Regions from separate parts of the Homo sapiens genome. Here region 2 is linked to region 1. Evidence: chromatin contacts called from ENCODE Hi-C or POLR2A ChIA-PET data. All regions are on one chromosome and are shown on one strand. Each heading gives the region's core, a stretch centred on a gene start or an enhancer-like site at or near the end of the contact. The rest is flanking DNA. Distances are from core to core; before and after follow the strand shown.

The links. A loop is a pair of places that touch in the nucleus more often than their neighbours do. ChIA-PET counts read pairs that join two places held with the same protein, here RNA polymerase II (POLR2A). Pooled maps may share reads with other maps.
Region 2: a loop to region 1 is called in a map of naive thymus-derived CD4-positive, alpha-beta T cell, with 19 times the contacts of the local background. The contact joins the promoter of STIMATE here to the promoter of MAPKAPK3 in region 1. A Hi-C loop is called at or near these places in 1 of 168 maps with a recorded cell type or tissue (naive thymus-derived CD4-positive, alpha-beta T cell) and 4 of 50 pooled maps. POLR2A ChIA-PET finds 5 or more read pairs at or near these places in 1 of 52 experiments (activated CD4-positive, alpha-beta T cell).

The regions. Positions count from the first base shown.
Region 1 is chr3:50,615,897-50,618,596 of GRCh38, reverse strand. MAPKAPK3 (MAPK activated protein kinase 3) reads right to left here and starts at 1,446. Exons shown (of 11, transcript NM_001243925.2): 1 at 1,356-1,446; 2 at 813-1,083. The coding sequence starts at 1,031. RefSeq lists enhancers at 1-772, 773-1,726, 2,594-2,683 and silencers at 993-1,142, 1,393-1,442, 1,453-1,502.
Region 2 is chr3:52,896,210-52,898,909 of GRCh38, reverse strand. STIMATE (STIM activating enhancer) reads left to right here and starts at 1,362. Exons shown (of 8, transcript NM_198563.5): 1 at 1,362-1,619. The coding sequence starts at 1,460. STIMATE-MUSTN1 (STIMATE-MUSTN1 readthrough) reads left to right here and starts at 1,362. Exons shown (of 10, transcript NM_001198974.3): 1 at 1,362-1,619. The coding sequence starts at 1,460. RefSeq lists a silencer at 1,100-1,809.

The sequences.
Region 1 (2,700 bases), core at 197-2,696:
TAAAGACCCCAGAGATGACAGATTCAAGGGATTCTGGGTATGGGGTGTGGCCCTAGGCCCAGAACTGTATGCCTTAAGCTGGAACCAGGTACCCGCCCCCAGCATCCCCCTGACCCCCACCATGCCACCTATATCAGCATGCCAGGTCTCCAGGGAGCCTATAGTCTGAGGTGGCTAGATGGCTGGCCCGCCCTCTGCCCAGGAACCAGGGGTGGGTTGGCCCAGGGCCTGTCCCTTTCAACACGGGACCAGCGACTCGTCAGGAGTCTATCAGCAGCCTCCTGAGGCTCCACAGGTGCAGTGGGCATCAGCCTTGTCCTCTGGCCAGCCCTGGGAGGCTCACACCACTCCAGCCCAGACAGGCAGGGGCCACAGGGAAGAAGCAGTCCCACCCAAGCCTTGGTGGGGTCTCAGCTTCCAGCAAAGGGAAACAGATCCATTCCAGTCAGAGGAGCTTCACATGGAAGGGGCAGCCAAGCTGAACAAGAGATCCCCTTTGGGCCTGAACACATGGGTCCAGCCAGAATCCCAGAGTCAGGAGTCACCCCTTCCCTGCTTCCGGATACAGCATCTCTAGCCATAGTGACTCCACCCCTTGCTCACTGGGACACTCAAAGCTTAGCTAGGCTACGCCTCAGTTTCCCCATCTGTGAAGTAGGGAGGACCACAAGCCTGACCTTACAGGACAGTATGACGATGAAACATGTTGCTGAGCATAGGAAGCTTAGCAGGGGCGCTAGACATAGCTTCACTCACAGGCTTCCGCTGTGGACCCTCCAGGATACCCCAGGCCTCAGTGAGGGCTCACTGACCTTCAGGGCACACTTCTGTCCAGTGCGCCGATGGAAGCACTCCAGCACTTTGCCGTTCACACCCAGGCCCAGCACCTGCTTGGACAACTGGTAGTCGTCGGTCACTGCGTACTTCTTGGGCTCCCGCCGCCCCCCCGGAGCACCGCCCAAGCCGGGTCCGCCGGGTGCAACTGGCGGGGGCACAGGGCCCCCCTGCTCCTCTGCTGTTTCACCATCCATGGCCCCCGCGGGGCGCTCAGAGGCGGCCCCAGCCTGGCGCTTCTAGTGGCACCTGGGGGAAAGGGGAAGAGTGAGTCCCGCCCAGACTTTTCCAACACACCCCAGCCTTGGAGCCTCTGAACTGGGCTGGGCTGCGAGCCCGGGGCAAGCTGGGAGTGCGGGACGAACGGCCTGAGAGTACAGACGTGCAGCAAGGGGCGGTGGTCGCGCGGCGGGGTACAAGCGAGCACCGCCCGGGCACGTGTCAAGAAGGGAAGGGGCCGGGCGCCTAATGGCCGCGAGGTCCCCGGAGGAGGCCGCAGAGGGGGCCCAGCGAGGGCGTACCTGGCGGCAACGCACCTTGCTGAGGTACCGGCGAGGGGCAGGAGAGGCGGTCGCGGGAGCTGGCGGCCGCAGAAATCCCAGGGCCGAGAGTCGCGCTGCCGGCGCCCACGTGACCTCCCCCCCCTCCCCACCCCCCCCTCCCCCACTCCCCCACTCCACCCCCCGCTCCCTGCGCGTCATCCCAACTTGGGGCCCCGCTAGGTCAGCCTTAAAGGGCCAGGCGGGCCCCGGCTGGGTCCCGCCCCCGAGCCGGAACAAAATAGGAGGCGTGGCTTCCCGAGGGGGCGGTTACTTCCTCGGTTTCCAGGGACACCCAGGGAGGCCCCTGTACTGGCAGTCCGCTACTGTGCGGGTCCCGGGTTTTACTCGCAACCTAGAACGTGACAGCGCAGGACGTCTTATTTCTCTTGAAAGCTCTCCTTGAGTCGGGTGTTTGCTCTGCACGCTGCCAGGTGGCCCTCCAGTATGGCTTGCTAGGCTTCCGACTTGCCTAGTGTTGGCCAACCCTCAGCGTACTCAACTTTTTAAACATGCCGAGGGAGGTGGCATCTTGTCGTTGTTGAATTCGCCACTCTTTAGTCTCTGGTGGCTCTGGGAGTCTCCAGCACTGGCGACTGCCCCCTTTTTGCAGCTCCCGCTTATGCCCTTGACTCGCTGCTTCCCTTTGGTATATACAGCATCCTGGGGACCAGAAATCCCGAGTTGCCATTTGATCAGATCCGCCAACATTTCACCTTATGGTTTGGGCTTTTGGCGTCGTGTTTAAAAAGTCTCTGTCTCCCATCCGAGTGACAGATATTCTCCATTAGCTTTCTAGTTTTGCCTTGCACATATAAGTCTCTGTTAAGCCCATCTTAGACTACCTTACGTATTTTGAGCCAGTTTTCCCAACACCGGCTGTTAAGCAACTCTCATTTCACAGATGAGGAAACTGGGACCCCTGGGGAGAAAACAACTTGTCTAGAGCCATAGGGAGGGTGGCTGTGGCTGTCTTCTGGGACAGATCTGAACTACTTGCGCACATCACATCACTCCCCCAATCCGGAAGCTGAGGGACCTGAGCGAGCTGGCTCACTTGGAACTGGGAAGGTGCGGCTCAGCGCAGGGGCTCTGCATGGGCCTCTGCTGTCATCTACAGGCCATCTACAGGACTGCAGGTACCAGGACCTCGGTTCCACTCAGAGGCGTCTTCCAGCCATCCTACTCTTGGCTCCGGAATTTAGGCCCAGTGAGCGCCTCCCCCTCAGCCCCTCTGGTTAACACACGCACACTCACGGACCCCTGGGCTGCATGTGCAGGCTCATCAGAGAAGTAGCTCTTGGAAAGATGATCTTCTGTCAATGAA
Region 2 (2,700 bases), core at 113-2,612, 2.3 Mb before region 1:
GAAAATGTAAGAGAAGGCTGGAGAATTGCATTTTTATTCTCTAATCAGGTTAATATTCCTGTTCACCAAGAAAGCTTTTAGCTAGCATATAACCCTCTTAGGTAATTGGAATTTGGGGGGCTATTTAATAGGAAACTTTTTCCTAGAGATGATATTTACCGTTGAAAACACGTAGCTCAGTATCAACTGGACTTACACCATATGTTCACTGACATTCTGCAGCAGGAAGGTCAGCGGCTCTAGAGCACCAACAAGAAGGTATCCAGAGAGAGCCCAGATTGGGCTGGGAGAATGGGTGAGTGTCAACTGGACTTACACCATGTGTTCACTGACATTCTGCAGCAGGAAGGTCAGCGGCTCTAGAGCACCAACAAGAAGGTATCCAGAGAGAGCCCAGATTGGGCTGGGAGAATGGGTGAGTGTCAACTGGACTTACACCATGTGTTCACTGACATTCTGCAGCAGGAAGGTCAGCGGCTCTAGAGCACCAACAAGAAGGTATCCAGAGAGAGCCCAGATTGGGCTGGGAGAATGGGTGAGAGAATGGGGACTCAGGGTCTTGTTAAAGGCAGAGCACAGGTTCTGAGAAGTTGGAAAGGGTTAGATGGGAGTGTGTGTGTGCAGGGGGATGTTGGAGCCTGGAAAATACCAACCATTTGTCTTTTACACTCTAAAGGTAGTTGTGCTCCCCAAGTGAATAAGGTGGGACATGTGCACGTCAGGTTTTCAGTGTGAAACCTGGTATATTTCCAAATGAAAGTGATTGGATTCAGGTGACCATTTAAATTATGTCTATGAAAAAAGAAAATAGACTTGGGGCCTTGATAAGCCTTTAGCTAGGGAAGTAGGAAAAAGACTCAAATGTCTGGGTTGGAGGGAAGACTCCTGTACTCAGTCTCAGATTGTTTTCCTTATTCACTTGCTTCAGAATAATCCAGGCTGCAAACTATTGGGACCCACCCCAGAACTACTGAATCACGATCTCTGAGGGTGGAATTCAGGAATGATGATAATTTCTCCAGGATATAGGGATTTTCCTTAGAGGGAAAAATAATTTGACCACAGGCCGTCCCAGCTCCTACCTCCGGACCTGGAGCTCGTGATTCCCAGGCTCTCATTCCGGTCTGCGGTGGCCGGCTCACCTGGCCTGTCTACCTGCGGGCGTGGCGGGGTTGGAGAGGGGAGCGGGACCCGCGACCCCGCCCCGTGGCCCGGCCGGAGCCCCGCCCCTCGGGGGCGGGTGGGGAGAGCTGCCGCGGCCGAGGCCCGCCCCAACCTTGGCTGCGCCAATCAGGCACTGCGATCTCAGACGTCGGGTTACGCGCGGCGCGGAGTCGGCGGCCGGGCGGAGGTACCGGCTCAGGCTTGGGATCCCGGCTGCGGGTTTGGCGGCGCTGCGCCGGCAGGCAGCGAGGCCGGGCGGGCCCTGGGCCCTCGCGCCCCTCCCGCGAGGCCTGTCATGCAGGGCCCCGCCGGGAACGCGAGCCGGGGACTGCCAGGCGGGCCGCCCTCCACAGTCGCGTCCGGGGCGGGCCGCTGCGAGAGCGGCGCGCTCATGCACAGCTTCGGCATCTTCCTGCAGGGGCTGCTCGGCGTCGTGGCCTTCAGCACGTTAATGCGTGAGTCTGGGACCCCCCGACCCTCCGGAGGCCCTGCGCGGCAGCCGCGGCCCGGCCCCCCTGGGGGCCCCTCCTGCGCGGAGAGTTCAGGCCTTGGGACCCGAATTGCTCCTCCCCCGCAAACCCAGGCTGGGTATTCCTGCACTAGGGGTAGCCCGAGCCCCTCACCTACTCGCTGTGGCCTCCAGACAGGAGTGACCCTTCCCCTTTCCACCTTAAACGTCTGTCTTTTGAGACGCCAGTCTAAAACTCGCCTACCTCCCACCTTACCATCTCGAATTGTTACCCCACTTCCCAGCCTGGAATCATGACCCCCAAGGGTGACATCCCCTTGTCCGCCCCTTCTCAGGGGCTCTTCGTGCTTAGAACCCACATCCCTCAATCCCCAGTGCGATGCTGAGCTCTTTTCTGCCCCTTCACTCTTCAAGGATCTGCCTTCTCCGTTCACATTTAAATCCTGCTACTTTGCATCCCTCTCAACACCTGGAGTGTTAGGGCCATGCCTTCCGTTTCCCAGTACCCGCCTCCCTCTCCGTGGCCCTTCTTCCTCAGCTTTAGTTTCCCTTTTGTCAGGGTAGGACCCACCCAGTCTGCCTTCTTCCCCAGATCCCCTTCCTCTCGTTTCTTCCGGAACAGGCCCACCTGTTCCATCTCTGTCCCAAGCTTTCCTAATAAGCCGCATCTATAGCTTCCCCTGGCTGTTCCCTTTCCACTTTTATTCTTTATATTTTAAGTTTCCTTTTCCATTAAACTTGGGCACCTTAGTGGCTGAATAGAGAAGGAAGCCCCCACCCTGTTCTCATGTGTGCTGATGGGGGGTGGGGGGGGGCTTCTGTTTTTCATCGTGTGCATCCTTCCCTTATTAAAGTAACAAGAAGTTTTGCTCGACATGTAAGCCTAGGAGTGCCCTTGTGACTGCGTTTTAGGGGGAAGGAAAGGTTATAACTATCTGTGCAGAGTCATTAATTCCAAAAATGACTTGTTCTCAAAACTTCCCCACTGTGCTTGTGTGGACAGAGTGGAGAGTTCCTGCAGAAAGTATGCTTTGGGGTACTCAGGAGGGATCTTGCAGCTGTGTGCC